2 separate regions of the Homo sapiens genome follow, and region 2 is linked to region 1. Evidence: chromatin contacts called from ENCODE Hi-C or POLR2A ChIA-PET data. All regions are on one chromosome and are shown on one strand. The core of a region is the stretch at or near the end of the contact, and the rest is flanking DNA. Distances in the headings are between cores, read along the strand shown.

Region 1 (4,128 bases), core at 1,629-4,128:
TGAGGCTGCCCCCCAACCAAAGCCATGACTCAGCGCCTGAAGCCCCACCCAGGGGAGGGGCACACTGAACAGAGGCCAGGCGGTTCCCCTACACGGGCTCCCCTGGCCTCCGGCCCACTGCACCTGGGCTGCCACTAGGCCCTCCCCAGACCAGGAGGGTGCGGGCAGGGTCCCCCTCTCCCGGGCTGGGGCGACCAGGCTCCACGTTACAGACCACATCTTCCCGCCCACCCTGCCTGGCCCCCCAACCTGGCGGTAGGCCAGGAAACTCAAGTTACGCCCTTAGGGCCTGCCCCCAGGACAGCCTCAGGGAGCCCCTCGAACCCCAGTTAAATCACAGCCTAACCCCAAAACCCACTGGGCCAGGCCATTCTCATCTCCCCACTCCAGTCCATGCCCCACAGGGGTGAGGCACTTTCCCAGGGCAGTCACTCTACGGCACCTACTGCAGCCCCACAGCCCCCATAACTGGCTCCTGTAACAGGCTCCCATGAGAGCCGGTTACCAGAGAGAAGGCCCAGAGGTGAGTGGGTTCCAGCACCCCCACACGACTGGAAGAGGGCAGTACAGGGCCGTCTGCGTGGAGGAGGAGGTCCATTAGGCTTCTGACGGAGGGGCCAGGGAGAAGGTGGGTGCTTCAGCCAGGGTCCAGCCCCCAGCAGGGAGGCCATGCCCACACCTCCCCACAGCCCGGGTCCTCAATGCAGGATCCTAGGGTGCTCAAGTTATTCAACCCCTTTTCCCAGGTCAGCAACAGAAGATGGGAGAGCAGAGGATGGCCCCAGTTCCTCTGCCCAGGGCTGGCGGCCACTCTCCTGGCTGGCCCTGAGCCTCCCACTCCAAGGCTCCTGAGCCTCCTGGTGAGGGCTCCAGGGATACAGAGGCTCCCCGTGCCTCCACACACATGCTGACTTGCCAGCAGATCCCAAGAGACCCAGCGCGCGCGTGCACACCCACACATACACAATCAAGCACACATGTGCAAACATGTTCATGCACAAACATGCCTGCACACACTGGTACCACACATACATGTGTGTTCAAGGAGACACTGCACAGACACGCATCAACATGTGTACCTAGTGATGGAACACGCGTGTACAAGGTGATGTGTCTATTGCTGACATGGCTAACACAGTACGTGAACCCACACAGACAGGTGGTGTGTGCACACGCTTGCGTGCACTCATCGGCAGGCTACATGCAGAAGCAAGCACAGCCCCGTGGCACAGCTCATCCACACGTCCTGTGCAAGGCCTGGTGTCCGGAGGGAGGCACGCAGAGGGGCAAAGTTCACAAGAGCGCACCCCGCACGAGCTCGTGCAGAGGAGGGGGCCTCACGCAGGTGCGCACTTGGGGATGCAGAGAGGTTTCTTTGCCTCCATTGTCGTTTGCCAAATGTCCACCAAGCAAAGCCGATGCACACTTGTGCACACGTCTGTGAACATGTAGTTCACGCAGGTGTACACGCCTGCACGCCACGAATGATGGAAAACATGCAGACTCGGTGTGCACACAACCCCTACCCCCTACCTGACCTTCCCCGCCGCTCTTCTCGGCCGCCACCCCTCCAAGCCCCTGGGTCATTCAAACCACTTCACGTTTCCAAGCACCCTACCCCAGGCCTTAAACGCGGCTCCAGCTGCCTGTTCCCCACGCGCTGCTCTGGACACAGGATCAAGTCAGAGACCAGGGGCCGACGCCCCCACGGACCCAGACGACCCTGGCCAGAGCTGGACTGCAGGGCCCGGGAGGGGCTCAGCCCAGTGGAGGTGCAGACACAGAGCGGGGGCGGACGGTCCCGAGGTGCCCACGGCTGCCCACGCGCACGCCCTCCACCCGGGGCGGCCGCACAGGGCAGGAGCGTCTTTTGTTCCAACCCCCGGGGCATGGCGGGGCGGGGCCGCCGCTTTGTCCGAGGCCGGTCCTCCAGCCCCTCCCCGGCGGCCGCGGCCCGGCCCGGCGCTGACCTCCCCACCCCGCCGCCGGGCACAAAGGCGACAGCGACGCCCCCGGCCTGCGCCCACCCCGGCGGCCCCGGGCGGCGCACCTGAAGCGCGGGGAGTCCTTGACGCACTCCTCGAACTCCACGGTCATGGCTGCGGCGGCCGCGGCGCTCACTGGCACGAGGACCGCGGCGCCGAGCGGCAGCCGCGCCGGCCCGGACCGCTCGTCCCGCCCGCGCCGCCTCGGCGCCCGCCCGCCCCGGAATGAGGCCGCCGCGCCGCGCCCCGCCCCGCCTGTCACCGCCGGGGAGCGTCGCCAAAGTCAGCCGCCCGCGCGCACCGCCCGCTGTCACTGCCGGGGAGCGTCGCCAAGGTCCGCCGCCCGCGCGCGCCGCCCGCTGTCACCGCCGGGGAGCGTCGCCAAACGCCTCTCGCAGCGTCCAGGGACCACCCCGGTCCGGAAGTGAGGCGGGGCCTGCCACGGCCGTCTCCGGGGACAGTCGGTGGAAATGTGGGGCGCGGGGAGGGCGCGGGGAGGGCGCGGGCCCGCCCGCTCCAACCATCCCGGCCGTTGCGCAACTCAGGGCGTTTGCAAAAACCACGTCTGGGAGGACTTGGCCGCAACGCGGCGAACGGGCGCGCTCGGGGAGTGTGGGCGGCGGCGAATGAATGAGCGAGTGAACGAATGCACGCCCGCGAGAGCGCGGGGTGACCGCGTGGTTGGTGCGCGCCTCCCGGGGCGCCGCGATAGAGGTAGAGCGCCTGCGCTCGGCGGCGGGCCGGCACTTTGCAGCCGCTCCCTAAGCCCGGCCCCGCCTCCGCTCCCCGACTCTGGCCGCCGTGGCGCGGTGCCACCGCGCAGGCGCAAGAGCGGCCGGGGCCGGGGGGGAGGGGGGGGGGGCGTGACCAGGCCGCGTCCGCGCGCGCGCAGGATTCCTGCGCTGGAGGCCGCCTCTGACGCCACCGGCTGGGCTCCGCCATGAGTTCGGCGCCGGCCTCAGGCTCCGTGCGCGCGCGCTATCTTGTGTACTTCCAGTACGTGGGCACCGACTTTAAGTAGGTTTCCCAGGCGCAGCGGCGGGCGCCACGTGGGCCCGGGCGGAGGCGGGAAGGAGGGCGCGGGCGGGCAGGCGGATGTCTCTGGACGCGGGTTCCAAACGTTCGGGGAAGGAAGCGGCCCTGGCCTCAGACGGCGGCGGAGACCCCAGGGCAGGGCGCCCCCGGTAACCTCCGCCCGCTTCTGCCCGCAGCGGGGTCGCGGCCGTCAGGGGCACTCAGCGCGCCGTCGGGGTCCAGAACTACCTGGAGGTGCGCTCAGCCGGTCACGGGACGCCCGGTGAGGGGTAAGGGGGAGGCTCCCGCCCGCGCGTCCCCGGGGTCCGGCCTCGCTCACCCGCCCGCCCCGCGGCTCGGTCCTGCAGGAGGCCGCCGAGCGGCTGAATTCCGTGGAGCCGGTCAGGTTCACCATCTCCAGCCGCACGGACGCCGGGGTCCACGCCCTGAGCAACGCGGCGCACCTGGACGTCCAGCGCCGCTCAGGCCGGCCGCCCTTCCCGCCCGAGGTCCTGGCCGAGGCCCTCAACACACACCTGCGGCACCCGGCCATCAGGTGAGCCCGCGACCTAAGCAGCCCTGGGGCTGTGCCTTCCCGACTCCATCTGTCGCGGGCGGAGGCTGGAGATCTGGACAGACTTCCTTGTCTGGTCGGAGCTCGAGGGGGAAGGAGAGCCAATGTGACACCGCGGGCGGGCGGGGTCGTTCCTCCGGTGAGCTTTACCTGCCGCCATAGGGTCCTGCGGGCCTTCCGAGTGCCCAGCGACTTCCACGCTCGTCACGCAGCCACGTCCCGGACCTACCTGTACCGCCTGGCCACTGGCTGTCACCGGCGTGATGAGCTGCCGGTGTTTGAACGCAACCTATGCTGGACTCTCCCGGCAGAGTGAGTGTGGCCCTGACAGCGGGGAGGGGGCGGGCAGGCCGGCCCCACCCTCCTGACGGTCACCCTGGTCCCTGAAGCTGCCTGGATATGGTCGCCATGCAGGAAGCCGCCCAGCACCTCCTCGGCACACACGACTTCAGCGCCTTCCAGTCCGCTGGCAGCCCGGTGCCGAGCCCCGTGCGAACGCTGCGCCGGGTCTCCGTTTCCCCAGGCCAAGCCAGCCCCTTGGTCACCCCCGAGGAG
Region 2 (4,128 bases), core at 1,182-3,681, 380 kb after region 1:
AAATACTTGCAACATGGCAAAGGATTAATATCCAGAAAGTATAAAGAATTCCTACAAACCAAGTAGAAAAACAGGCAAAAAAAAAAAAATGTTGGCGGGGCATGGTGGCTCATGCTTGTAATCCCAGCACTTTGGGAGGCCAAGGCGGGCAGATCACCTGAGGTCAGGAGTTCGAGACCAGCCTGGCCAACATGATGAAACTCCGTCTCTACCAAAAATACAAAAATTAGCCAGGCGTGGTGGCAGGCGCCTGTAATCCCAGCCACGCAGGAGGCTGAGGCAGCAGAATCACTTGAACCTGGGAGGCGGAGGTTGCAGTGAGCTGAGACTGCGCCTGCTCCAGCCTGGGTGACACAGCAAGACTCCGTCTCAAAAAGTAAAGAAAAAAAAAAAACAAAACAACATATTTCACAGAGAAGAATTTATGTTTTTGGAGAAGGAGTTTCGCTCCTGTCGCCCAGGCTGGAGTGCAGTGGTGAGATATCAGCTCACTGCAACCTCAACCTCCCAGGTTCAAGCGATTCACAGAGGACAATTTCTAAAAGGCAAATAAGAAGCAGGAAGGGTGCATGCTCCTTCTCTACTGCCCTGTAACAGTCATTCCACACTTACCACCTCAAAACAACAAATGCTTTTGATGTTGGCTCCTGTGGGGCAGCAATCTGCGGGAAGCTTAGCCAGGCACCTCTGGCTTAAGGTCCCTCCTGAAGCTGCAGTCACACCATGGACCAGGGCTGTGACCTCATCCGAAGGCTCAACTGGGGCTGAGGCCCACCTCTGAGCTCACTCAGGTGGACGCTGGCTGGGTTCAGTTCCTTGCTGGCTATAGGTGGAAAGGGCCCCCACCAGTTTCTTGCCAGCTTCTCCACAGGACGCCCCACAGCCTGACAGGAGCTTTCATCCAGCAAGCTCATCAGGGAGTGGGAGAGAGCAGCCAGGACAGGAGCCCAGACCTTTCTGAACCTCATCTCAGAAGTGACATCCTTCCCTTCTGCTGTCTGGGCACAGCTCCCCGGGTGGAGCCCGAGGACTAGAAGGAAAAGAAAACTTGGATTTAAAATGGGATAAAGCCATAGGAGCTGCTCGTCCCACCACAGGAATCTCAACGCCGGGTTACTGACAAAGCGTCACTTTGCACCTCGTCCAACTGTGCAGACCTCTCCTAGCCAGGCCCCTGCACCAGAGGTTAAGAATCCGTGCCCCTGGTCAGGAAGTCCAGGTGGGTTCAAACGGCCAGCAGGGAATTTCAGGCAAAATGTGTCCCAAATCTTCAAACCATGCCCCAGAACTCAGACCTCCCCCTGGGAGTTCGTCCCAAGGAAACCACCTGCAAGAGGCTCAGGCTGCAGGGGACACTCCGCTTCCAAAACCCGGAAGCTGGAGACCACACAAGTGCCCAACGCCAAAGGCACCCCGTGGAGGGACGCCCTGTGCCCTCCCCCGACCAGGTGACCCGCTGCGCCCTACACATCTTCACCAGGAAACATCTGTTATCGATGTGGACGAAGCGCAGCCTGCACTCCCAGATCCGCTCATTTTCGTTCTGCCCTCCGTTTTACGATTCGCCTACACTGAAAATGCGTGAGTGGAGTGGAAAGCCTTCCTACTCCTGCCTCAGCGACCCCTTCTAAAATACTGCCTCGTTTGGCCTGAAAATGTGATTTGCAGGCTTCCTGAGCAAAGTAGATTTCACTCCATTAAAGAAAAAAAAAAAGAAAAGGCACCGAACGGGGCTCGGCTGTCGGGAGTTTTGCTTTAGTTTTTTGCGTGTTTTGTTTTGTGTTTTTTTGTTGTTGTTGTTCTTTTTGCGGCCACGCACACCGCGTTCCCAGGCTTCAGGGCGTGGGGGTCGCCGTGGACTCCCGGACGTGAAAACGCTTAAAGCCAGCTGGGAAAACCCCACCAGCGTTTTCCGCGCACAGCGCCAGCCATAGGAAAGGACCCCCAGGAGCGAATCCGGGCAGGGAAACCCCGGACGCCCGCACACTCAGCATCAGTACCGGCACCCAGCACCCAGCACCGAGCACCGAGCACGCAGCACCCAGCACCGATCACCGAGCAGAGCACCCCGCACGCAGAACCCACCGAGAGCCTGATGCAGTCTCCGCCGCAGGCATAGCGCTAGGCCCCGGCGCCTTCACAACAAAGGGACGCTGGCGGGCGGGGCCTGAGAGGCGCGCGGTGGAGGGGCCGGGCGCGAGGCCGCGGAGACAGCTCGGAGCTCGGCACTGGGGAGTGGCACAGCGCTGGCGGATCCAGGTGGGCTTCACGGGGCGCCCGCGGGACCGGAAATGACGCGCAGAACCCTGCATCGGGCTCCTCGCTGCCCCGCGGGCGCCGCTCCTCAGTGCCCCAGAGCCACGGAGCCGGGGAAACGCGCCGCGGCCCACAACGCCCCCGCGGCTGCCCGTTGGTTCCGCCCGGGCCGTTCTACTCCAGGCAGACGGGAGGAGAAACACGGCGCGCTCAGCGTCCCCTCCCCCGTTGGTTCTGCTCGGGCCCTTCCACTGCAGGCCGACGGGGGTGGAAACACGCAGTTTTTTTTTTTTTTTTAAGGTCTAGGGTAACACGGGGCTTTTAAGTGCCTCTCCGCTGCCGCCTGGTGGTCCAGCCCGGGCCGTTGCAGTGCAGCCACACGGGGAGGGACACGGCGCGCCGAGTGCTCCGGGCGGCCGCACGTTGGTTCCGCCCGGGCCGTTCCACTGCAGGCAGAGGGAGAGGACGACGGTGCGCGTAGTGCATCCCCGTGGCCCGTTGGTTCCGCCGGGGCCGTTCCACTGAAGGCAGAAGGGGGGGGACCGTGGCCCCACCCCCCGCGGCAGCCCGTTGGTTCCGCCCGGGCGGTTCCGCCCGGGCTGTTCCACCAGCGGCACTTCAGGGCGGGATCGGCCAGTCTGTGGAGGCAGCGGCCTCTAAGCCCCGGAGGGTTTACTGCCCAGGTTTGGGTTCCAGGAATAAGAAATCCACTGAATAGGCTTAACTTAGAAGACACAAAGGCGCCTCCTGGCGGAAGTGGCCACGCTCCGCCCAGCCTGAGGGAAAGCTGCTCTGACAGCTGGGCCCGGAGCTGCGGGGGGCGGGGCCGCCGCGCGGGGTGAGGACTCGCCTCAGGGCGCTGATTGGCTGGTGGCGCGCTCCGGGGCGGGGCCTTCGTATCCAGGCTGGCGTCGGGGCTGCCGCGGGACATCCGGAGCAGACACCCGCGGGCGCGCCTGCGGCCCCGAGGACCCCCGGCTCCGGAGCTTCGTCGAGCGTTTTCCTAGCGTTACTTTCCCAAATAATTTTCAGGAATGAAGTTACGGCTAAAGGGCTCTTTAGAGATTACTTTTGGGCCGGGCCCGGTGGCTCACGCCTGTAATCTCAACACTTTGGGAGGCCGAGGCCGGCGCATCACGAGGTCAGGAGCTTGAGACCAGCCTGGTATGGCCAACGTGGTAAAACGTCGTCTCTACTAAAAATACAAAAATTGGCCGGGCGTGGTGGCGGGCGCCTGTAATCCCAGCTACTCCGGAGGCTGAGGAAGGAGGATCACCTGAACCCGGGAGGCGGAGGTTGCAGTGAGCCGAGATGGCGCCACTGCACTCCAGCCTGGCGACAGAGCGAGACTCCCTGTCAAAAGAAAAAAGAAAAGATTACTTTTGGCCGGGCGAGGTGGCTCACGTCTGTAATCCCAGCATTTTGAGAGGCTGAGGCGGGCGGATCGCCTGAGGTCAGGAGTTCGAGACCAGCCTGGCCAACATAGTGAACCCCCCCCCATCTCTACTAAAAATACAAAAAAAAATTACCCGGGTCTCGTGGCGCGTGCCTGTGGTCCCCGCTACTCGGGAGGTTGAGGCAGGAGAATCGCTTGAACCTTGGAGTTGAAGGTTGCAGTGAGGCGAGATAGCGCCGCTGCTCTCCGACCTGGGCGACAGTGGGAGACTTCATCTCATAAATAAATAAATAAATAAATATTACTTTTACGTTTTGTTAAACTTCCACTTGTTTTTGTTTCCGTTGCATGAACCTTCGTAAAGCTTCAGGAGGCTGATGGCAGCCTCCTTCCCCAGGCTTCCCCGTGGCGCCCGCAGCCGGGTTGGGCCAGAGGCTGGGACTGTTTCCTCCCGTGGGGTCTTTGGTGGGGATGTC

Evidence for each region. A loop is a pair of places that touch in the nucleus more often than their neighbours do. ChIA-PET counts read pairs that join two places held with the same protein, here RNA polymerase II (POLR2A). Pooled maps may share reads with other maps.
Region 2: a loop to region 1 is called in a pooled map, with 12 times the contacts of the local background. The contact joins the promoter of SLC35E2B here to the promoter of PUSL1 in region 1. A Hi-C loop is called at or near these places in 3 of 50 pooled maps. POLR2A ChIA-PET finds 5 or more read pairs at or near these places in 2 of 52 experiments (PC-9 and activated CD4-positive, alpha-beta T cell).

Annotation. Positions count from the first base shown.
Region 1 is chr1:1,305,719-1,309,846 of GRCh38, forward strand. It overlaps PUSL1 (pseudouridine synthase like 1), which reads left to right and starts at 2,879. Exons shown (of 8, transcript NM_153339.3): 1 at 2,879-3,002; 2 at 3,197-3,254; 3 at 3,368-3,555; 4 at 3,736-3,885; 5 at 3,963-4,128. The coding sequence starts at 2,926. It overlaps ACAP3 (ArfGAP with coiled-coil, ankyrin repeat and PH domains 3), which reads right to left and starts at 2,212. Exons shown (of 24, transcript NM_030649.3): 1 at 2,051-2,212. The coding sequence starts at 2,097. RefSeq lists silencers at 1,761-1,980, 2,031-2,200, 2,241-2,920, 3,141-3,210, 3,241-3,380 and 2 more.
Region 2 is chr1:1,690,364-1,694,491 of GRCh38, forward strand. It overlaps SLC35E2B (solute carrier family 35 member E2B), which reads right to left and starts at 2,432. Exons shown (of 10, transcript NM_001290264.2): 1 at 2,086-2,432; 2 at 613-1,030. RefSeq lists an enhancer at 1,967-2,261 and silencers at 2,096-2,255, 2,826-2,905.